Linked DNA regions of Mus musculus: region 1 is linked to region 2. A link is a loop called in an ENCODE intact Hi-C map of the cell type or tissue named here. Cell type or tissue: heart. All regions are shown on one strand. Links, peaks and the distances in the headings refer to the core of each region. The heading gives the core; the rest is flanking DNA. Region 1 holds the start of Noa1 (nitric oxide associated 1). Region 2 holds the start of Igfbp7 (insulin-like growth factor binding protein 7).

Evidence for each region. Peaks named below come from ENCODE experiments on the same cell type or tissue, not always from the same donor. Only the 100,000 strongest peaks of a DNase experiment are listed, where the experiment ranks them.
Region 1: it touches region 2 in a loop (2.9-fold over the local background); 2 of 42 quality-filtered maps call a loop at or near these places.

Annotation. Positions count from the first base shown.
Region 1 is chr5:77,308,905-77,311,808 of GRCm38, reverse strand. It overlaps Noa1 (nitric oxide associated 1), which reads left to right and starts at 1,723. Exons shown (of 7, transcript NM_019836.3): 1 at 1,723-2,902. The coding sequence starts at 1,753. Polr2b (polymerase (RNA) II (DNA directed) polypeptide B) reads right to left here and starts at 1,325. Exons shown (of 25, transcript NM_153798.2): 1 at 1,179-1,325. The coding sequence starts at 1,197. In heart, for the core only: no CTCF peak of the experiment used is centred there; DNase peaks (open chromatin) are centred at 1,378, 1,638 and 2,538; H3K4me3 peaks cover 2,500 bases; H3K27ac peaks cover 1,813 bases.
Region 2 is chr5:77,406,333-77,409,236 of GRCm38, reverse strand. Igfbp7 (insulin-like growth factor binding protein 7) reads left to right here and starts at 1,192. Exons shown (of 5, transcript NM_008048.3): 1 at 1,192-1,697. The coding sequence starts at 1,223. In heart, for the core only: a CTCF peak has its summit at 1,452 (motif pointing right); DNase peaks (open chromatin) are centred at 1,186, 1,736 and 2,496; H3K4me3 peaks cover 1,317 bases; H3K27ac peaks cover 1,000 bases; H3K27me3 peaks cover 284 bases.

The DNA of each region.
Region 1 (2,904 bases), core at 182-2,681, 97 kb after region 2:
TGGCCCACACTAGGCAGTACGAGCACCAGGCTACATCTCCAGTCCAGTAAGAAAGCTTCGTTTGAGCATCACGCTCCTGTTAAAAGTATCTGAAGAGTGAAATATGCTCTACAGAAATATATAGTCTGAGGGCCATGAACCTGAATTCAAACTCCAGGACCTCTATGGTACACCCCATGAGTGCGCCCACATTCATACATATGCACAAAATAAATAAATGTCATATGGTTTTAAAGCTCCTAAATTTCCTTCAAGTAAGAATAACTTTAAAAAGAATATAACGATTCTAATAGATTCTAATGAGGTATGAATGGGTCTGAGACATTGAAGCAATTTTAAAAGTTAAAGCGTTTGCTTCTATTGTTTCCATGAGAAAAGGGGGAGGGAGGGGAATGCATAGGACAGCCACAAAGTTGGGAGCTGGAATAAAATGATTTTTGATCAGAGAAAAGGGAGCTTAAAAAAAACACACACACAACATGAAAATAAAATGGGTAGGACTAAGAAGTGTTCATACAAAAAGTAAAAAGCCATTTTGTCCTCGTGAAAATGGAAAACATACCATCCTAGAACTGTCATCTCGTGGGAAGTGACCGCTTAAGGCCATCTTTTAAGGCAGTTTACTTAAACTGAAGACAGTGTGAAGGAATGTCAACCCAGAACCCGTTCTTTGTCCCTAATACGTCCAGAGTTTAACAATGTCTAACACAAGGACGTGGTCAAAAATTGAGCTTCCTGGGCCTAGAAATATGGCTCAGAAGCAGAGTATGTGCAGACAGGCCCTGGGTTCAATTCCCTGTGCCGTTTAATAATAATAATAATAATAATAATAATAATAATAGCTATTCAATAAGTCGACTGAAATGATAAATGAAATCAATCAACATCAAACAACTAAATGTTAGTTAATAAGCTACGCTATGTCGATTCTGGAAGGTGGTTACAGATTTAACGGGAGGCCGTGTAGGGAGCAATCAAGCCGACCCAGGAACGTGAACCCCGAGCCTGCACCGCTAGCAAAGCCCACTTCGTTCCCGGGCTAAATCGTAGGAACCAGGCTGCCGGGAGCCCGCGCGCCACGGACGGGATGCGGCGGCTGGCGCTGATCCCTGCTGCAGGTCCCCCGCCGTCCCGCCTAAGGGGCTATAGCGTGAAGCGTGCCTCAAGCGGTCACTTACCCTCGTCGGCGTCATACATCTTGGCCAAAGGTTTCTGGAGCTCTTACTCGGAATCGCAAAGCTGGAGACGGGAAGCGCGGCGGCAAACTCAAGAGTGCGATACCAAGCAATGTCCGTCTCCGACGTTCCCAGAATCCTCGGCGTCTCAGCGAGGGGGCGGGGTGTGAGGCTTGCGCCTGCGCAGACGACTGGCAAAGGGTCTGGCTGGACTTGAACTACGCATGCGCGAGTGATGACTAGCTGGCTGCCGCTGAGGACAGACGGCTCCTTAGCCAGAAGTTAGGTTACGCTAATGAAAGTTTCTTGCTGCGTGTTTTGATTTGTTTGAAGATTTATGAAAGAAATGGCTCCGCGTGTGGACTGAGCACTGGAGAACCTTCTGCTCACCCAGCTCTATCGAGTCCGTGCCTTTGCACGTCTGCCTGAACTCTCGAGTTTCAGAGCTGTCATCGCGAGAGTGCGAGAATCGGCCGCACTGTTGGACAGTTCCCTCTCGTCTAGTCGCTGGGGGAGGAACTTCTCGGACGCGAGCGCGCGTGCGCGCGCGAGGCCCCGCCCTCCTCGCGCTGTCCACATGCTGCCCGCGCGCCTGGCTTGCGGGCTGCTCTGCGGGCTCCGGCGGGGCCCCGCGCCGGCCGCTGCGTGCTACGGCCCAGCACGGTGGCTTCTGGAGGGGAAGTGTGAGGTCCCCATCCGCCAGCGTGCATCATCCTTGGGCCGTCGGGTTCCCCCGAGCTCCACGGCGACCGAGGACTATGCAGAAGGCCCGGACACGGAGGAACGCTTTCTGTTCCCGGAGTACGTCCCGGAGCGGACCCCGGAGGAACAAGTGCGGGAGTTGCAGGAGCTGCGGGAGTTGCAGCAGCTGCAGCAGGAGAAGGAACGAGAGAGATTGCAGCAGCGGGAGGAGCGGCTTCAGCAGAAGCTGCGGGCGGGCTTCCGGACGCTGCCTGTCCCGGAGTTTCCAGACGCCTCGGTGCCGCCCAGCGGCATCTACTGCTCGGGCTGCGGAGCCGAGCTGCACTGCCAGCATCCCGGCCTGCCGGGCTACCTGCCGGAGGAGAAGTTCCGCGACGCTGCCCAGGCGGAAGGCGGCCCGGCGCGGACCGTGTGCCAACGCTGCTGGCTGCTGGTGCACCACGGACGAGCCCTGCGCCTGCAGGTAAGCCGCGATCAGTACCTGGAGCTTGTGAGCGCAGCGCTGCGGCGTCCCGGGCCGGCTCTGGTGCTCTATATGGTGAATCTTCTAGACCTGCCGGACGCCCTGCTGCCCGACCTGCCCAAGCTGGTGGGCCCCAAGCAACTCATCGTGCTGGGGAACAAAGTGGACCTGCTGCCCCAGGACGCTCCCGGCTACTTGAAGCGGCTGCGGAAGCGGCTGTGGGACGATTGCATCCGCGCCGGGCTCGTGGTGGCTCCTGGTCATCAAGGACCACAGTACCCTGCCGGGGATGAGCCACTGGAGGAGATAAAGAATCAGAATCCGTCCTCCAGGTCCCGCACGGTAGTCAAGGACGTGCGACTGATCAGCGCCAAGACGGGCTATGGAGTTGAAGAAATGATCTCTGCTCTTCAGCGCTCCTGGCGCTACCGTGGTGATGTCTACCTGGTGGGCACCACTAATGCTGGCAAGTCCACTCTCTTTAACACACTCCTGGAGTCTGATTACTGCACCGCCAAGGGCTCCGAAGCCATCGACCGGGCCACCATCTCCCCCTGGCCAGGT
Region 2 (2,904 bases), core at 314-2,813:
CTTGGCAAAAGAACCTTTACTGCCTATGTATGTGTGGTGGCCAGCAGTAGCCAACTGCCACTCTGCAACTGCCACTCTGTAACTGCCACTCTGCAACGGCTTCCCACATGTGTGAGCACTAAACTGCTAAATATCCTAAAGAAACAGGACACAAGACCAGTGTCCCCGCAGGTCCAATAGTAGCCTTCCTCTAAATGGTCTTCTCTGTGTGTTTTAAATACTAACCCAGGCCAGTGGTTTGGGAACCAGTTTGATAAGCAGAATTCAAGCCCTAGGACCCACATAGTAGACAGAGAAAATCAGCTGCCCCACAGCTGATTTTCTCTAACCTCCACATATTTGGCACGAGGACCCACAAACATACATACTCACTCACAAACACAAAATAAAAATGCTTTTAAAAAAAAATGGCTTAGCAGTTAAGGGAGCACTGGCTTCACATCCAAGACCTGAGTTCGATTCCTAGCACACACAAGGTGTCTAACAACTGTCTATAACTCCAGTAACGGGGTATCAGGTCTTCTACCCTACCACCACCACCCCGGAGGCACCAGGCACACACATAATGTACACATACATGCAGCCAAAACATCCATACACATAAAATAAAAGCAAATAAGTCTAGAACCATAACTTTTAAAAAGAATTTTAAACGACTCAGCATCAGATAGCTTGGGTGATACGAGAGAAGAGCAAGATTATGAAGTTCCAAAAAGAAGAACATGACATCGAAAACCAGCCCTGTAGCCAAAGAGGACACAAACGCTACTCCCTTCGTAGTCTGTCCTTAAAAGAGTAACCACAAAGCACTCAGGTTTCCCAGACCCACGAGAATTTAATGAAGTAAACAGTGCATTTTCATAAAGTCCTAGTTGTTTAAAAAAAAAAAGTTTAAAAAAAAATAGCTGGATCTGGAAAATGAGCAGGAAAGGACGCGGGAGGCTCGTTCCCTCCAGTGCTGCAGAGTGAGGACAGGGGCAGGGGGCTGAGCAGGAGCCGGTCAGCACGCATGGTGGACGTGGGACGAGCTCTCCAGGGCAGCGAGGATGCCCACGACGGCGACGGCGGGAGGCCGGATCCCGGGCGGGCGAAGCGGGGCGGGCAGCGGGCTGACTCTCCGCCCCGGGGAGGGCTCCCACGGAGCACCGGGCGGGGCAGCGGCTTTAAGGGTTGGCCTCCGGGACCCGGACTGCTCACTCGCGCGCTCGCATCCAGCCACCTTATGATGGAGCGGCCGCCGCGCGCCCTGCTGCTGGGTGCAGCCGGACTGCTGCTCCTGCTCCTGCCCCTCTCCTCTTCCTCCTCTTCGGATGCCTGCGGCCCGTGCGTGCCGGCCTCCTGCCCCGCGCTGCCCCGGCTCGGCTGCCCGCTGGGTGAGACCCGCGACGCGTGCGGGTGCTGCCCGGTGTGTGCTCGCGGCGAGGGTGAGCCGTGCGGGGGCGGCGCGGCCGGCAGGGGGCACTGCGCGCCGGGCATGGAGTGCGTGAAGAGCCGCAAGAGGCGGAAGGGTAAAGCCGGGGCAGCAGCCGGCGGTCCCGCGACCCTCGCCGTGTGCGTGTGCAAGAGCCGCTACCCGGTGTGCGGCAGCAACGGCATCACCTACCCCAGCGGCTGCCAGCTGCGCGCTGCCAGCCTGCGCGCCGAGAGCCGCGGGGAGAAGGCCATCACCCAGGTCAGCAAGGGCACCTGCGAGCAAGGTGGGCACCAGCGCCTTCCCCGCCCACTCCTTCCTCCTCCCCCGCCGCCGCAGAGCATTCCTGGAGACCCGCGGGAGGGAGGAGTTGATGGCTAACCCGGTGTCCCGAGCCAGGAGAAACGCCTCCCTGGTTCTCTTGGCATGGTTTTATTTGGAGTTGCCTGTGTGCGCCAAGAAAGTGAGAAATCGCAGTAACGGGTGTAAATATAGAAAAGATTTTCCGAGACTCCGAGGCACAGTTTACCCAACTAGCCTGCAGGGCAAGTTTCAAACGCCTCCACACTCTTAAAAACCTTTCTCGTCGTTCTTTCTTTCTTTTGGGTGTGTACAGAAAGATGGGTAGACAGGGTTAGCAGAAAAATGCAAAGGAAAGATGTTCAGAAAGTCGATTTACTAACAAGATAATTCTTTAAGTTGAAGTTCATATTAATATTCAAGTACTGGCGTTTCCAATTCTCAAGCGGTAACCTAGCTAGAACATTATACTTGAGGGTTAAAAGAAACACAAACGCTTTGATGTTGTGAATCCTCTGACCATGTTGTTTTTCTTCTCGGGCCTTGGTTATGTTTTTTCATAATTTGTCCACAGGATGCAAGGTTCCGCTGGAATGGCTTTGACATTGGGTTTGTCTATTGTATCCCATACTAATCCAAACTTGCACAAATGAAGTTGGAAAAAAGTCTGAGGTTGGGGGGAAGAAAGAAATCAGAAACTTTAACTCCTAGTGCCTGAAATAACATTTTCCATGAGCAGTCGTTTCGAGGGAAAGTTAGAGTCCTGCTCTGGCAGCTGCTGCCCCGGCTTCAGCCAAGGTAGGAGGGGAGGGGAGGAATGTCAGCTGTTGCATCTTGAACACAGTTCAGGCTTTCTCCAGCCTTTCCAAGGAACAGTTCTTTCTTGACAGTTTTTCCCAGAAATCCCTATGCAAATAGGCTGTGTGCCATTCGCTTCAAAGTTCACCATTGAAAGCCTTAAGTGGTATAACTCACAGTTACCCATGTAGGATATTACCACCGTTTATAAAATCACAGACCAAATATCCCTGTTTCCAACAGAAACCTCCATTTTCCCCCTTTAGCTCTTGCACAACAGTCACATCATGAGGGGAAATGAACATTACAAATTCATTACAAATATTGAGAGTTTCTTATAAACATCCCAAGGGGAAACTTCTTTCCCAGAGTCTCAGAGGCAGACATCTTTCCCC